2 separate regions of the Homo sapiens genome follow, and region 2 is linked to region 1. A link is a loop called in an ENCODE intact Hi-C map of the cell type or tissue named here. Cell type or tissue: GM12878. All regions are shown on one strand.

Region 1 (8,000 bases):
ATTAAAACGTCTTTTCTACCTAGGCAGTACCATTCAGGACACAGGCACAGGCAAAGATTTCATGGCGAAGATGCCAAAAGCAATTGCAACAAAAGCAAAAATTGACAAATGGGATCTAATTAAACTAAAGATTTTCTGCACAGCAAAAGAAACTATCAACAGAGTAAACAGACAGAATGTGAGAAAAATTTTGCAAACTACACATCTGACAAAGGTCTAATATCCAGTATCTATAAGGAACTTAAACAAATTTACAAGAAAAAAAACAAGCAACCTGTTAAAGGTGGGCAAAGGACACGAACAGACACTTCTCAAAAGAAGACATAACATGTATGTGGCCAAAAATCATATGAAAAAAACTCAACATCACTGATCATTAGAGAAATGCAAATCAAAACCATGAGATACCATCTCACACCAGTCAGAATGGCTATTTTTAAAAAATCAAAAAATAATGGATGTTGGCAAAAGAATGCTTACACACTGTTGGTGGGAATGTAAATTAGTTCAACCATCGTGGGAGACAGTGTGGCGATTCCTCAATGACCCAAAGACAGAAATAACATTTGACCCAGCAATCCCATTAATGGGTATATACCCAAAGGAATATAAATCATTCTATTATAAAGACACATACATGCTTATGTTCATTGCAGCACTATTCACAATAGCAATGGAATCAATCTAAATGCCCATCAATGACAGACTGGATAAAGAAAATGTGGTACATATACACCATGGAATACTATGCAGCCATAAAAAAGAATGAGATTATGTCCTTTTCAGGGACAGAGCTGGAGCTAGAGGCCATTATCCTTAGCAAACTAACACAGGAACAGAAAACCAAATACCAAGTGTTCTCACTTACAAGCGGAAGCTAAATGCTGAGAACACATGACACATACAGGGGAAGAACAAACACTGGGGCCTATCGAAGGGTGGGAGTGAGAGGAGGGAGAGGATCAGGAGAAATAACTAATGGGTACTAGGCCTAATACCTGGGTGAGAAAATAATCTGCACAACCAACCCCCATGACACATATTTACCTATGTAACATACCTGCACATATACCCCGAACTTAAAAGTTAAAAAATAGAATGTCTTCCTCCCTCACTTCAATCATATTGCTGCCCATTTGTCACCTCCAGAGAAACACATTCCCTGACCACTCCATCGAAACCTAATATCTGTTTACTGTCTGCCTCTCCCACTATAATATAAACTCCTTGAGAGCAGGGCCTTGGTCTTATTCATGGATGTATCTCCAGTGCCTTGAACGGCCTATCACACAGCAGGTGCTCATTAAATATTTGCCAAATGAACAAAATGAATCACCTCATACATTCCCATTCACAATAACCCTTTCTTGTGTTAATTTCTACAAAAGAGTCTCATGAGGATGAGTCTCATGAAGTCTCAAGAGTCTCATGAAGGAAGATTCATCACCAATGGCATGTTCAATAGACAAGTCATAGAGGCAAGGAAGAGGCGGGAACTCACCCTGACAGTACCTGCCCTGCTGGGCACCATCATGTACATTATTTCATTTAATCTCTACAGGAAAGCTGTGAGGCACAATTATTTCCCCCAAATTTCAAAGCTAAAAGGGCTACATAACATTAGAATTCGTTGGTTGTAAGCAACAGGAGTAATGTTTACTAACGTAGGCAAAGAGGGAATTCTCAATAGGAGGAATGAGGTCATTCACAAGATTGAAGGAAAAACTTCAAAAAAGATGGAGAGCAGAGCAGCTGCAGAGACCCAGGCCCGAGGTGCCAATGGTTCCCACTGGCATTTGACCTGCTGTCTCTCTGTTCAAGATTCAGATTCCTTCCCAAGGGAGAGTCTGATTGGCAGAGCTTGGATCATGTGACTCCCCTTAGCCAGGAGAGGTGAGGAGAACTTGATTGACAGGCTTACAAGCACCGCACAGGATGGGAGATGGGGCTGCCCAAGGGAAATGGAGATGCTATTAGCAGACAAATGAGGACAGGACAAAACAAGAGCAGGTCACTTCCAGGGCTCACAGATCACGGATCCAATGCCCTGCTTGTGCAGAAGCTCAGAGGGGCAAGTGCTCAGCCCACGGTCACACAGGGCGGACACAGGTCCAACACATAGGCCTCCTGGCCCCAGACTTGTGTGAACGTCAAGTCTCACCAGAAGTGGGTATCCAGATCCTTTTACTTCAAACAAGCCCACAAGGAACAACTCTTGCTCTCGTCATGCTTGGAGGTCTTAGCACCACTGTGGACTTTCTTCCACGGTCTCTGAATCCAGGCTCTAAAATACACCCGCTCTAAAATACACCCACTCAAAGGCTCTTCTGAACTTCTTTAACTGCTGCACTGATGGCCACTGGATCTCAAGTGAGAACTAGCATTGCCGACTTCAGGAAGTGACTGTCATAACTAATTTATTTTCATGTCTGTTGTGAAGCCCTCCTGGGGTGGTATAATCCACAGATACAAGCCTGCTTCACCTCTACTAGAAGGGTTTTAAAAATGAAATTAGACATGTTTTTGAGGCAAAATCTCTCACAGCTAACTCCCTGGTTTGGCACAAATTCTCTTAGCATTCGTGACCAAAGGAGACTCCTCCAAACCATTTCCTGTCATCTCCTCTGAGCTGTCAACTTTGATTATTCCTTTCCTGGTACTGTGCCTTGTCTTATACTAAAGGAATAATAAATACCTCCTTTCCCTTTTCTAAATCTAGGACTACCCTGGCACTTTCTATTTCCTACTTTACACAAAACTTTTCAGAAGAAGCTCAAAGGCAATGGCAGCAGTTGCAATAATAAATCACTAGGGAATGAGACCGAGGCTGTTTCTAGGCAGTGACCCAGGAACTGGCTTGTTTGTCCAACATGTGGTGAGCCTACTATGTGCCAGGCCTTCCCCTGTTCTTCCCTCACTGGGCCATTGGCAGTCAGTGTCTTCAGCCATCAGTCAACCAGAACTGCTCTCTGTGGTCCCCCATGGAAGTCCCCTTTCAGCCCTCATTCCCATTCACTTCTTAGCAACGTTTCTTCACCTTGTTCTTCTGTATCCTCCTCACCAGAGCGCAAGCTGCCTGAGGGGGGGACTTTTGTTTTGATCACCACTGACATATCTGCCTCAGAATCCAGAATAGTGCCTGGCACATAGTAGGCACTCAATAAATAGCTGTTGTATGAACAGACGGATGAACCAATGAACCAATAAATGAATGGATCCCTCGTTTCCTTGGAACTCCCTAAATCCCCACACACCAGTATCTCTGGATTCTAGCACAGTGCCTGACACATAGTAAGCGCTTTAAAAATGTGCAATATGCTTGAATAAAATTCTCCTCCCCCTTCTCACTTTGCTCCTTCCCCTCCTTCCTCAGGAATTTCTTTGTCCCTCCTCCTCCCCTTGGCCCCTTATTAAGTGTCTACAGTCCTTGGGGTTTTGTCCTTGTTCCTCTGCAATTCCCACTCTGCAGAAAATGCTCTGTGAGTGATCTCATCCACTCCCACGCTTTCAGCTTCCATCCCCACACCGATGCATGAAGCTGAAAGTAGAAAAAAAAAAAAAAAAACTAAACTAAAAACCGAAATCATTGACTTGGAAGTCCTTAGGAACCTCAAAGCTTGGCAGGTTGAAGGTGTGGCAGAATAATGGATTGAAAATTTAATTTACATTTTGTTTTCCCTGATGTAAGAGAGTCAGAGAAATGATGCGTATTTTATTCTCTGTAATTTTTCCTCACCAATTCTAAGAAAGTACCCAGGACATCTTGCCTCGGGGACGGTGGTGTTGGCTAGACTGAGGGCAAAATTAGCCTGAAGCCTGGCACTTGCCTTTGAAAACAAACTCAGCAAGATAATTCTGGGTCAGAGTTTCTCAGCCTCAGCACTGTTGGCATTTTGAGATGGATAATTTTTTGTTGTGAGGCCATCCTGTGCGTGCCTACCATCATCCCTGGCCTCCATCTCCTAGATGCTAGGAGCACCCTTCCCGCAAGTTGTAACAACCAAAAATCTCCCGGCAATGCCAAACATCCCCTGGGGATGGGGCACAGTGGAGCACGGGGTGGGTGGGTGGGTTACGGGGAGGTGGGAGTGTCGATGGGGGCGGGGCAGGGAATTATCCCTGGCTGAGAAACACTGTGCTAGATAGATCATCCACAAAAGGAGAGAACAGGGGCCCGATGGAAACTGCCAACCTTGGGAATTGGACAGCTTCCCCTACACTGGGAATGGGGGACCCATGAGATTCCAGGAACCACAGTTGGTTCCTCCTTGTTATGTGCTGGGCCACAACCAAAACACAGGTTTCCTTTCCCAGGATCCTCCTGGCTTAGCACGGTCTCTAGTCCTTCCAAGATGGCAGCAGTGTGTAGAGGGAAGGCAGTCTTGGAGCTCTCAGAGTCATTTGGGGTGCTGACTTCCTCGGTCCCGAATGCCTGCCTGCAGGCTTCTGCCTGGTTCCCTGGCTGGGTCCGTGGGCCAGTGATTTCTAGCCTCCCTCTCCACCCCAGGGCTGCTCTTGGCTGCCCCCTTGCTGTCAGGAGCCCCTACTGCAGCAAGACACAGATCAAATCTGTGGGAAGTTTGCTCCTTGTTAGGATAACGTTTGACAAACTGCTTAAAGCATCCCCCAAATCCCCTCAATGTCTTTAGTCCTCTGAGGCTGAATCTTCCAGTAAAGATGACATCCTTTTTAGATCTCTGCTCCCTCCTTGTCAGAAAGTTGTACTCTATGGGCCAGGTACCGTGGCTCATGCCTGTAATCCCAACACCTTAGGAGGACAAGGTGAGGGGATCACTTGAGCCCAGAAGTTTGAGACCAGCCTGGGCAACATAGTGGAGCCCCGTTTCTACAAAAATAAATAAATTAGCCAGGCGTAATGGTGCACTCCTGTAGTCCCAGCTACTCGGGAGACTGAGGTGGGAGGATGGCTTGAGCCCAGGAGGTAGAAGTTACAGTGACCGGTGATTGCACCACTGCACTCCAGCCTAGGTGACAGAGAGAGACCCTGTCTCAAAAAATAAATAAATAAATAAATAAAGCTGTATTCTACATAGCACCAAAGAATGAACACTGCCCAGTGAACGATGATTTCAACTCCATCTCCTCAAAATTGTCCTGCACTTTACAGAAGCTCCTGCTTCACTGAGTCCTTATAAGTGAGTGACATTTTGCAAATACATTGGACTTCCCATTGGTTCCTCCCCAACAGCCACTGGCAACTGGCCAGGCCCAGAAATCCAGATGTGTCCTCTCCATCTGCTAAGTCCTGCCAGACATATGAAGGATGCTTTCTCTTTATCCTTTTCTGTCAGGAGTGTCTGGTAATCCCACTCCTAAACAACCCTGAACATCCCTGCATTTCTGCCAAGCTCTCTAAGGCATTCCAAACTCAGGGCATGCTGTCTCCATCACTGTTGGTTTGTTTGGTGTCCTGTAATGCACGCACATTCTCATCTTCCCAAATGTCTTATGTGCAACCATAGATGGAATTACATATGGACTCTTGGACTTGGGAATAATGCCATGAATTAACATTCTCTTCTAAAATGAATTAATATTTTCCCCTAAAACATTTGTTTATAGAGAATCTTTCTAAAGTGCTCTCTCAAAAAGTCCTGTAACTCTCTTCCAGGGATTCCTTTTTTCACAGCCCATTGATGAAGAGAAAACACGTTTCTCGTTGCTTGAGGTTTCCCTATCAATTTCTCTGTACAGTCCTCAAGTTCTGGGATCGCCAAAGTCCAGTGGGTTCTTCTGCCTCGGAGACTGCCAGCTGAGGCGTGTCAGAGGTCATCCTCCTGCGTCCCAGTTTTTATGTCATGGTAAGTACCAGCAAAAGGCCTGTGTTGGTTGAGTGATGGCCTATCTCTCTCTGCCCATTGCTAATTGGGGTGCACAGAGAATGTATGCGGAGACTGGCAAGATGCTGCCGCCTGTCTATGACCCGTGAAGGAAGGCTAACCCCGGACAGAGGGGAGACCTGGTCCCACTGCATGGCTCAGTTTGTCCAGAGATGCTGTGGTAATGCCTCACCATAGCAGGTCCACAACCTCTCAACCCCACCACCCACCCTGGGAAGTTTCAAGCTCCCACAACATACCCCAGGCAGGGTCATTCTCTGCACCTGGGCCACTGACATCAGGCCCCATCAGAATTTGTAAAGGAACATGGGCTAGGTCGTGGGCATAGAATGACTGAAACAATAGTGATTTCTATGTTCAAGATACTTCTTCCTTCATTTGCCTAGACCTCTTTGAGGTTTCACTGGCCTCAGAGAGAAGGCCTGGGATTACAGGATGGTAGCTTCCATAGAAGGGCCTTGGATCACAGGCAGGTTTGAACCTATGATTTCTTGGGCCTGTCTTGCTCTGGCCTTGGGCAGAGAACCACCCCCATTACTCACACATTGTGCCCCAATCCCACCCACTGAGAGGCCCTGGGACCTGGCTGGGAATCAGGAGCCCCACCCACCCCTCCCACCGGTGGGTAGAACATGCAAGCTGTTGTGTCACTCTGAGCTCAGTCCTGGCCTGTGTTCAGGGCTCTGGGCCAAGCCTCCAGGGGTTCAGTAAGCTGCAGACTCCCCCAGGGCCCTGGGAGTGGAGCACTGTCCTGGGCATCTGCCTGGTTACTCCTCTCACCTCCACAGCTTTGGCTTCATTTACATCACCCTGAATCTTGTTCTGAAAAATCTTTTACAGTAGGAAGGAACCCAGCCAGGGGACCTCTCTGGCCAGGGGCCAAACTCCAAATCAGAGCATTCAGAAGACTCTGCTGCTCACATCCAACCTGCTTCCCCTCTGGCCTGTGGACAATGACTCCTGAGGATCAAACCCACAAGGGAGTGTATTTCTCAGCCTTGGACTGGCCTTGTTCAGGTTTTCTCCTCTCTCCCTACACCCTCCACTCCCCCAGCATAGAGGTTCTAGCTGCCCAGGGCGGGCACTACACAGATGGACTAATTGGGACTGGCACCCATGGGTGTGAAAATCGTCAACTATCTATACTGATTAATGGGTTAGTGTCAACCTGGAGAAGAGTTTAAAGACTGCCCTCAATGTCTGTTTTTAATGTCCTAAACCAGCATACACTTTCATGGGGGGCAGCATCTGTGCCAGGTGCTGTGTATAGCACATTCACAGAATCCATCTCTCTGCGGCCTGAGTAAAGACATCCAGGGCAGACAGAGCAGGAGGCCAGGAGGGGCAGCAAGGAGGCCAGGAGCTAGAATCAGGACATGAGAAGACCTTACTGGCTGGAGCAATTGGACAAAATAGAATGTTCTGGGGACCCAGGGCAAATCCTGGACTTCTGGCAACACAGTGAACGGAGCTGATACAAAAGGGCCTCCCACCTCCCACAGCCACATAGATATGAAGATTGCAAACACATAGTTGAGATTAAAAGAAAGAACTGGGATCCCCAGGCCTCTGGTAGAGACCCCAAAGCCAAAGCTATAAGCAGAAACAGAGAGTACAGTGGTCCCAGGTGTCTTGGACCTAGTGACTTGGGGGGGCTGGGATTTTAATAATCCCAGGGGCTGCACTGTGGCCTTCTGCCTGCACAAGGTAAGAGCATCAAGGGTCAAGGAAAACTATTTCCATCAGTTCAAGGAAGCATCAGACAGATTTCTAGGCCCATGGATGGAAATAAATTGTAAGTCATCTGCAAGAAATCAGAATCCTAGGTGACTCTTCCGTGTAGGTCTGAATTTATATTCCCTAGGTGGTGGAGGAGCCCCAGGCTGCCCCCCGCCCCCACATACACACCCAGAATGATCGGAAATATAAAAGACATTCCACAATCCATGAGACAATCTGAATATCCACTAACAGGAGAACTACTACATTACAGTATCCGCATACAACATTTAGAATGCATGATATATAGCTATATGTATCAACATGGATAAATTTCTTTAAAAAACACAATTTTGAGTAAAAGGAAGCAAATTGAAAAGAAGTAAAAAGGATGATGCTTGTTCTTGTTTATGTTTTCTA
Region 2 (8,000 bases), 540 kb before region 1:
AGAGCTTAGTGCCAAAGACCAGAAAGCTAGTCTTAGACTGCCCAAACTGTGGTGTGGGTGTGACCATGGGTGTCTTAGCATGCGTGTGAGTGAGCAAGGTGGTGAGAGCCTGGATTGGGGTTTTAACTGGTTGAGGGGAGGAGTGATGGGGATGGGGATGAGTGGAGAGAGAGAGAGAGGAGGTGGTGTATGATCGTGGGTTTCTGAGAGTGGCTGTGTGAATGGGCAGGGTGGAAGATGAGAGGGAAGGGTCATGGATTAGTGTGTGTGTGTATGTATGTGTGTGTGTGTGTGTGTGTGTGTGTGAGAGAGAGAGAGAGAGAGAGAGAGAGAGAGGCAGGCTTGCTTCTTTTGGAGGCTAAAGTTGCCTCTGCTCTAACTGGCAGTCCTCCTCGAACAGCCCACTTGAAGCTGACTTTTTAAGGGCATGCTTAGGTTCAAGGTGGCTCTGGTAACTGCTACCAGGTCCCAGTTCAGGGACCAATAGAGGGCAGTCCTCCCACATGGAGGCCTCAAGAGGCAGCAAGGGGAGCCCTAAATGGCCAAACACCATTTCAACTCCAGAGCCTTCAAATGTGACAGGCAGGGACAAAACGGATGGCTCCTCCAGCTACCTCTGGTCTCAGTCTCTGAGCCAGAGGCCCTGGGTAGATCATCTTGGCTGAGCTTAGGAGAGTAACTAGGCCTGATAACCAGTCTCCTCTCACTCCACCCTCTGCTTAGGTGGGTCTCCTTTTTGGAGCTGAAGCCCTGCTAGGGAAAGTTCCAGGGAGGGAGGCAGCCCGGCCCTGGATGTGTCATTGGAGGCCCAGAGCCTCTCCAGGGGAGGATGAGTTCTAAACGGCTCTAAGTGGGCACCTGCGATTGGGGGTCAGTTAGTCCTATGGACATCCAGTCAAGTCCTAAGGTCAAGGGATGATTGCATAGGACCTAAGGCATGCAACATATAAATTAGTGCAACCTTCTGGGCAGTAGGTGGGGGAGAATATAATGTCGTCACGCCTCAAGGCAGGATACCTTCTGGGTTTGCCTTGATGACCGCAGGTGACTAAGATGACCATTTTCCTTCCTTTTGGTATTGGCCAACCTCCATTCTACAAATATTCTTCCTGCTGAAAGCATTAGCAGTGTAGCCTGGGTTTTCTTTTCCCTCTCCTACCTCTGGGATTGGCTGTGGCTTTGCACACACAACAGCATACACACAAATTCTTACACCAACTTGCAGAGGTTCACATGGGGAGAGAGTTCTAACTACCATAATCTGTGGCCACATCAACATAAACAATAATTTTGTTCAAGTGAGATGCGGAAGGAGATGGGATCAGAAAATTCCCAATATGCTAGGGAAAGCTTGGACTTCCTTGGAGGTTGATGCTAGGGACACATACCTCTCCTGAACAAAAGGAAGTCTGAGGCTCTCAGGCACAAGCAGGTAGATATACATACCCTTGGGACGGAGAGACTGCATCAAGCCCACAGTTGGCTGTGCTTGTCCTAACTCTATTCTATCCAGGGAAAAAGATTTCTCTTTCCTATAAAGTGCTGAGATTCCTACCATGTAGGGGCCTTCTGCGACCAAGGGGTTGATCACCAGGTAGCTATCTCATGCTGGTATCTCATTAAGCCAGATCCTTGCAAAGTAAAAGATTTTCTTCCATCCCTTTTTCCACTTTTTTTTTTTCTCATTTTTTTTTGTTCTACTCCTCAGCTGCTGCTGGTTCTTGGGAGGCTGCTTTGTTTTGCTATTTTTGAGTTGACTTGCTTAAATAATAAACCCACCCTCTTGTAGAGGATTAAGCAGACAATTAGGAAATCAATCAATCAATTGGTGTCAGCTGCAGGCAGAGGCCGGTGAAAGGCCTCATCTTCCCGGTGGCCCTTTCCAACCTCAAAACCTGCTGAGGCTCTGGGCCGCGCAGGCGGCGGGAGCTCTCAGCTTCATTTGCTTCCATTTCAGAGCCTTGAGGCTGGGACAAATCCAGGAATGGAGAAATGAGGGAGCAGGGAGGAGTGTGTGGCGGCTTCAAAGTTTTGTTCTTGGTGGAGTAGGAAATGAGAGGCTGAGGCAGGGTGGTCAGTGGCTCCTGGCTATGCCATTGCCCAGCTGGCCGGTATGTTGCCAGCTTCCTCTTTAGGAAACATGGGAGGGAAGGCTGCCTGGCCCACCAGTGTGGGGAACGGCTGGGACACAGGTGCCAATTACAGGGCTATTCACTCACCTGGCTGGACTGAGCTGAGGAGGAGAAGAAAAAAGGAGCAGGGAGTGAGGGGCTGGGCCTCTAGAAGCCGAGGCAGCCTTTGTACTTGCAGAGACAATTCCCCCCAAGAGTGAGGGCCGAGCGCAGAAAGTCGCCAGGAACTCTCAGCATGGCACAGTCATCCCGAGGCCCTAGCCCCGCCGGGGAGCACCAACTTGGGGCCCTGGGGACACCTCTCTGGACATCCCTGACACCGTCAGCTAGAGCCCAGGCCTCTCACAGGCCTGGACTTGGGCCGCTTCCCTGGCAGGAGGGGCCCCACACGCCCCCTCACTAGGGTCAGCTTTCTCCCCAGCTAAGAGATTGTGCCTTCAAGCTTTGGCTTCACAAAGAGTGAGAGAAACCGCATGTGGCTTCTCCTGAGAGGGGAAAAGAACTGCGTCTACGGAGGAAGCAGGAAGAGCTCTTTTATCAGTATTTTTAAGAAGGGTTGTTTTAAAGGAGAAAATAAGGTCTTGACTGGAACCCAGGTAGTCTGGAGCTCTGCGTCGGGAACCAGATCTGCCCCCAGATACCCTGACTCACTCCAGAAGACAGCATCTGAGGTCTGTGCTCTCCTTCCTATCACTCCCTGCAGTGGTGGCGGTGATGAGGGTCTTGGGTACCCAACCTTGGAAAGAAGATATCAGGTCTTTCTGATGGCACAGTTACCCGTGCCTCCACTTCTCCCCAACAGAAGCTGGGGCAGCGGTTTGTTTGCAGAGACATAAGACCGGCTTTGCCCAAGCAAATTGGCAGGGCTCCCTCCCTAGGCTGACCCAGCTCACGTAGGACCATGAAAGCCACGTCTGTCTAAGCTGTTAGAACTCCCAGTGCATCCAGGGGGGCTTGGGCACCATTTGAGTTTGGGTGGAGAGCCTGCTGGAGTAGGATGGTGGGGCCTCACCAGGCTTCCAGGTGCCCTAGGACTGGGAATGGTAAAGTTGGCTCAGACCTCTCATATAGAGTGCAAGGTGAAATGAAAGTTGGGGGTTGAGGTGTCAGGTGGGGGATTATAGATTCTAGGCTGGTGACCCAGGCCGAGGTGGGCTTCTTTCTTGGTGGAGAAGAGCAGTCGAGTTGTGCATGAACAATGGCTGATCCGAATTCCATGTGGTGTCTTTGGCTCACTGTCCCGGGCCCTGGTTTGGTCTAGGAGAGTCTGTCTACGACAGGGGGACACGAGGCAGCTTCATCTTCCCTAAACTGATGCATCTGAGGCAGGGGCCCAACTGTTGCCCATGTCCTGATATCCACCTGGAAGGTCTGCAGGGTCATCTTCCTCCAAGATCTCTCCTGGTGAGATCAGAACTTCAGGGAGGTGAAGCAGGGGATCCCATCGCTTCACCCCAAAAACCCACCCAGCCCTAGCAGTAAAAAGGACAGGACACAGCCCTGGGGTACATGTTTATGTGAGTAATAAAATATTTACTATAACATAAATATAAAGGGAACTTCCCAGTCTACATTATTTTTTTTTCAATAAAGATACAAAGAGAATGCACCGAAACATTGTTTCAAAAAATAATAAAAATAAAATAACAAAATTTAAATTCAAACCTTAACAAACAGAAGAAGAAACGGAGAAGGGGGAAGCTCCAAACACATCCAGAAAATAAATAGAGATGGGTCAGAAATTCGGAAATCATATTAAAATATCTTTTTCGGATTAGTCAGTGTACAAAATCCTTTAGGGTAGGAAGGAAGGGTAACCCGGAAAACCAAAAATAAAAACCAAGCACAAAATGTTTCTTCTCCCCGCCAGTGTGTACATATCTCACATATTTACATGGTTCCCACCTCACCCCAAACTTGGGGAATTTCTCTCCCGGCCTCCCCTGGCATCCCGCATCCCGGCGGGCTGGAAAGGGAGCAGAGGGAAGCTGCAGGGAATCAGGCGGAGGGTTCTCAGGGAACGGCTTATTTCTACAGCTGGTTAAAAAACAATCTCTCTAACTTTTCCAAGTTTCGTTTGGTGTGGCCAGGAGGGCAGGGCCCCGCGGGGAGCAGGGGCCGCGCTATGCGGCGGTCGGTCTGCAGCAGGGCAGAAGCCCCTTCCCGTCTGGGTGTGTGGGAGCGCAGACCCCTCCGGCGTGGCCGGGAACCAAGCCGGGGCTCGGATGAAACGAAACGAAAAATGAACACTCGAATTTTTTTTGTTAGTTTTTTTTTTTTTTTTTTGCTTTTTTTTGGGGGGAGGGTAGGGTAGGGAAATATAAGGGGAAAAATAAATTAGGCTAGATTAAAGCTTTGGCTATTTCCTGCTTTTATACACAGACGCGGCTCTCGCGACCTCCCCTCCGGGGCCCCGATAAATACAGTATACTGCGATTTAAATTAAGGGCGCGGGCGGAGTTAGAAGGACCCCAGGAGCCGAGAGGCTCCACGAATAAATAAAAACCGTAAAAAACCAAGCCCGGAGAAAGGGGAAAGCGGGGTGGGGCGCATCCTTATAGGAGAGAAGAGGCGTGTAGCGAATAAAGTGACAGCCCCCCACCCTGGACCCGCAGGCTCAGGAGTCCACGCGGGGAGAGGGGATGGAGAACTCTCCTCGCTTCGTCCTCTCTCCCGGGGAATCCCTAACCCCGCACTGCGTTACCTGTCGCTTTGGGGAGGCCGCTGCCGGGATCCGGCCCCGAACAGCCCGGGGGGGCAGGGGCGGGGGTCGTCGAGGGGATGGGGGCAGAGAGCAGGCGGCGGGCAGGATGCCCGGGGTGAGTTGGCGAGTTCCGGATCTTCGCTCCTCTCTCCCGGGGCTCGGGCGACGCAGCCTACCGGGCTGTCTTCGCCGCTCACCGGAGAGGGTCGTCCGGGTGTTTGGTTTTGTTCGAAAGTTTCTGGGCTTTTTTTTTTTTTTGTAAAATCCAAAGCAACCGAACAAAAAGAGTCCAGGCCGCGCGGGCGGGCTGCGCGCCCGCGCCCTGCAGCGCGCCGGCGGGGGCCCGGCCCGCGGGGTCACTGCACTGAGCCGGGCAGTGTGTGGTGGTGGTGGTGGTGCAGCGCCGCCGGCGGGGGCGGTGGGGGCGCGGAGGGTGGCGATGCGCCGCCCCCGCCAGGCCCTAGCTCCCCAGGCGCGTATACATCGTCCATGGGCGGGTGGCCCGCGCCGGCCGCAGGGGTCATGCGCTTCTCCTTCTGCCGCCGGTTGCAGAACCAGACGCGCACCACCTCCTTCTCCAGCTGCAGGCTGTCTGCCAAGCCGGTGATCTCGTGCGCCGAGGGCTTGGGGCACTTGAGAAAGTGGCTCTCGAGCGCGCCTTTGACCCCCACCTCGATGGACGTGCGCTTCTTGCGCTTGCGGCCCTGCGCCGCGATCTTGTCCAGGTTGGTGGGGCTGCCGCTGGACGAGTCGGTCTCCTCCAGCCACTTGTTGAGCAGCGGCTTGAGCTTGCACATGTTCTTGAAGCTCAGCTGCAGGGCCTCGAAGCGGCAGATGGTGGTCTGCGAGAACACGTTACCGTAGAGCGTGCCCAGCGCCAGCCCCACGTCGGCCTGCGTAAAGCCCAGCTTGATGCGCCGCTGCTTGAACTGCTTGGCGAACTGCTCCAGGTCGTCCGAGCTGGGCGCATCCTCGTCCGAGTGCTCGCCCACCGATGAGCCGCCGCCGCCCGCGCCCGGGTGCAGGTGCGCCGCCGCCGCGTGCAGGCCGCCCGCGTGTGCATGTCCGTGTGCGTGTCCGTGGGCGCCCAGATGCGGCGGCGGCGACGGCTCCAGCTGCGCCTCGTGGCCATCCTCGTGCAGCGCGTGGTGCAGGCCCGGCCCCGCGCCGCCACCGCCCGCCGCCAGCATCCCGGCCAGGCCGCCGCCGCCGCCCCCCGGGTAGGCCGCCTGCGCGTACAGCCCGAGCGGCTGGGGCTGGTGGCCCCCGCTGGCCCCGGGCGAGGGCGACATGGCCGGGCCCAAGTGGTGCGCTGTGCTGCCCTGCGCCCATGCCGCGCCCGCGTGGGCCGCCCCCTGGTGCACCAGGCGCGCGTGGAAACCTCCGCCGCCGCCGCCGTCGTCGGCTCGGCCGGTGCCGCCGCCGCCTGCCTTGCCGTGTTCTAGGTGCGGGCCGCCGGCCCAATCGCCGCCGCCGCCTCCTCCCGTGGGTAGCCACTGGGGGTGCGCTAGGCCCACGGGGTGGCCCGCGCCCGCGCCCAGCCACTCGTGGTGCATCAGCTTCTGCACTTCGCGGTACGCGGCCCCTGCATGCAATCGCTCCGCGGCCGCCGCCGCCGCCGCCGCCGCCGCGGCGTCCGGGTGCATAAGCGGCCCGGTGCCCCCGGCTCCGCCACCGGGGCCCCGCGGCAGGTACTGCGCGGTGGTGGCCATGCCGCCCCGCGCCCTGCGCCGCGCCGCCGCCGCCGCTCCGCTCCGTCTGCGGGCCCCGCCGCCTCGCTCCGCCGGCTTAAAGCCCCGACCCGCTCGGCGCTCCGGAGCCCCACCCCGCCCGCCGCCCATTGGCTGCCCGCGGAGCTGCCTCCCGCCTCCCCTGCCCGGCCCCCGCCCCGCGCGCCCGCCCGCCACCCTGCCCGGCCGCCCAGAGCTCTCCATTGGGCGTCGCTCCCGGGGTCCCGCGCGCCGGCCGTGCTGATTGGCCGCTGGGGCTTCATTCACGGCCCCCCTACCGTCCGCGTACACACTCACGCCCCGGGGGCGCGGCCGCCACGTGGGGAGTGGCGCGGGGGTGGCCCTGGGACCGCACCCCCTCTCGTCCTGGCTGTGTGGGCCCCGCTTTCCCCCAGCGCTGGAGACTCCGAGCCCGGCCGGTCCCACATTCCACGCGAGCTGAATTCCCGCCCGCATCCCGCCCGGGCAGCAGGGATTGCCGGCTCCGGGAGGCGCTCGGGCTCCGAGAAGCGGCTCAGCCCCGCGCCCCTCCCTCCTCAGTACCGCTGCCGGCGGACCAGGATTCCCGCGGGTCCTGGCGGCTGCGAGCGCGAGGCGGCGCGGATTCGCGGCTCGGTTCCGGCGCGACTGCTCACCGCGCCCGCCTCGCCTCCCGCGGCTGCCAGCGTGCACTGGGCGCTCCTCGGCGCGTCTGCCCGGCCCGTCTCGGCTTTCCTTCTCCTTCCTCTAGTCCCAGCGTCACAACTCCGCCGACCTCCTCTGCCCTGAGAGCGCGTCCGGTGCGGGCGGAGTCGGACGGACTCTGGCTTCACGCCTCGCGCGGGCACACCTTCTCCCGGGCACTGAGGCCCAGGTGAGTACCGCGCGGGCAGCTGGGGCTGGGACGGCGGGCGGCAGCGGTTCTACAGTCCTACGCGAGCCCCTGGTACCCGGCCGCGCTCCGGGGTTCCAGAAGGAGAAGATCTCGAGGTGGAGACTGTGGCTCCGGGGAAAACGCTGCTGGCAAGGGCGCTAGTTGGGGGTGGACGTTGGGCCCAGGGGTATCTGACCTGCGCCGCTGCAGCCTTCTCGCTCCTTCTCCCAGCTTGAACGGCTCATCGGCTGTGGTCGTGGTGGGATCACGCCCCGGGAGAGGAGAAGGATGGGCTCAGGGAAGGGGCTCGGGCTCTCCAGAAATCCGGCGTGCAGGCCGGGAGCTGTCCAGCCTCGCTAAGAGCCCTGGGCTAGAGTTTGCCCGGACTTGCCTGGAGCTGCTGAAAAGGGAATTGAGATTGAGGAGGCCTTGTTGGAAAGGTGGGCAGTGGAATTTAGCTACCTCCTCACGCCCCAGCCCTTGAGGACTCCCTGAAGGATCTTGAGTGGAGTCGGACCTCACTGCAGTTCCTTTGTGCCTTCTTACCCGACCTTGGGCCCCAGGCTGAGGGTACTGAGCTG

Evidence for each region. Hi-C counts contacts between places; a loop is a spot of excess contacts. Peaks named below come from ENCODE experiments on the same cell type or tissue, not always from the same donor. Only the 100,000 strongest peaks of a DNase experiment are listed, where the experiment ranks them.
Region 2: it touches region 1 in a loop (9-fold over the local background); 21 of 110 quality-filtered maps call a loop at or near these places.

Annotation. Positions count from the first base shown.
Region 1 is chr1:38,582,714-38,590,713 of GRCh38, forward strand. No RefSeq gene overlaps it. Among named protein-coding and RNA genes, the nearest start is that of LINC01685, 110 kb to the left of the region's middle. In GM12878, a CTCF peak has its summit at 4,529; DNase peaks (open chromatin) are centred at 2,908 and 4,483.
Region 2 is chr1:38,040,196-38,048,195 of GRCh38, forward strand. It overlaps POU3F1 (POU class 3 homeobox 1), which reads right to left and starts at 6,598. Exons shown (of 1, transcript NM_002699.4): 1 at 3,634-6,598. The coding sequence starts at 6,548. The coding sequence ends at 5,193. MIR3659HG (MIR3659 host gene) reads left to right here and starts at 6,939. Exons shown (of 5, transcript NR_168386.1): 1 at 6,939-7,419. RefSeq lists a silencer at 6,659-6,988 and enhancers at 6,901-7,401, 7,402-7,902. In GM12878, a CTCF peak has its summit at 491 (motif pointing right); DNase peaks (open chromatin) are centred at 487 and 6,837; H3K4me3 peaks cover 2,066 bases; H3K27me3 peaks cover 1,095 bases.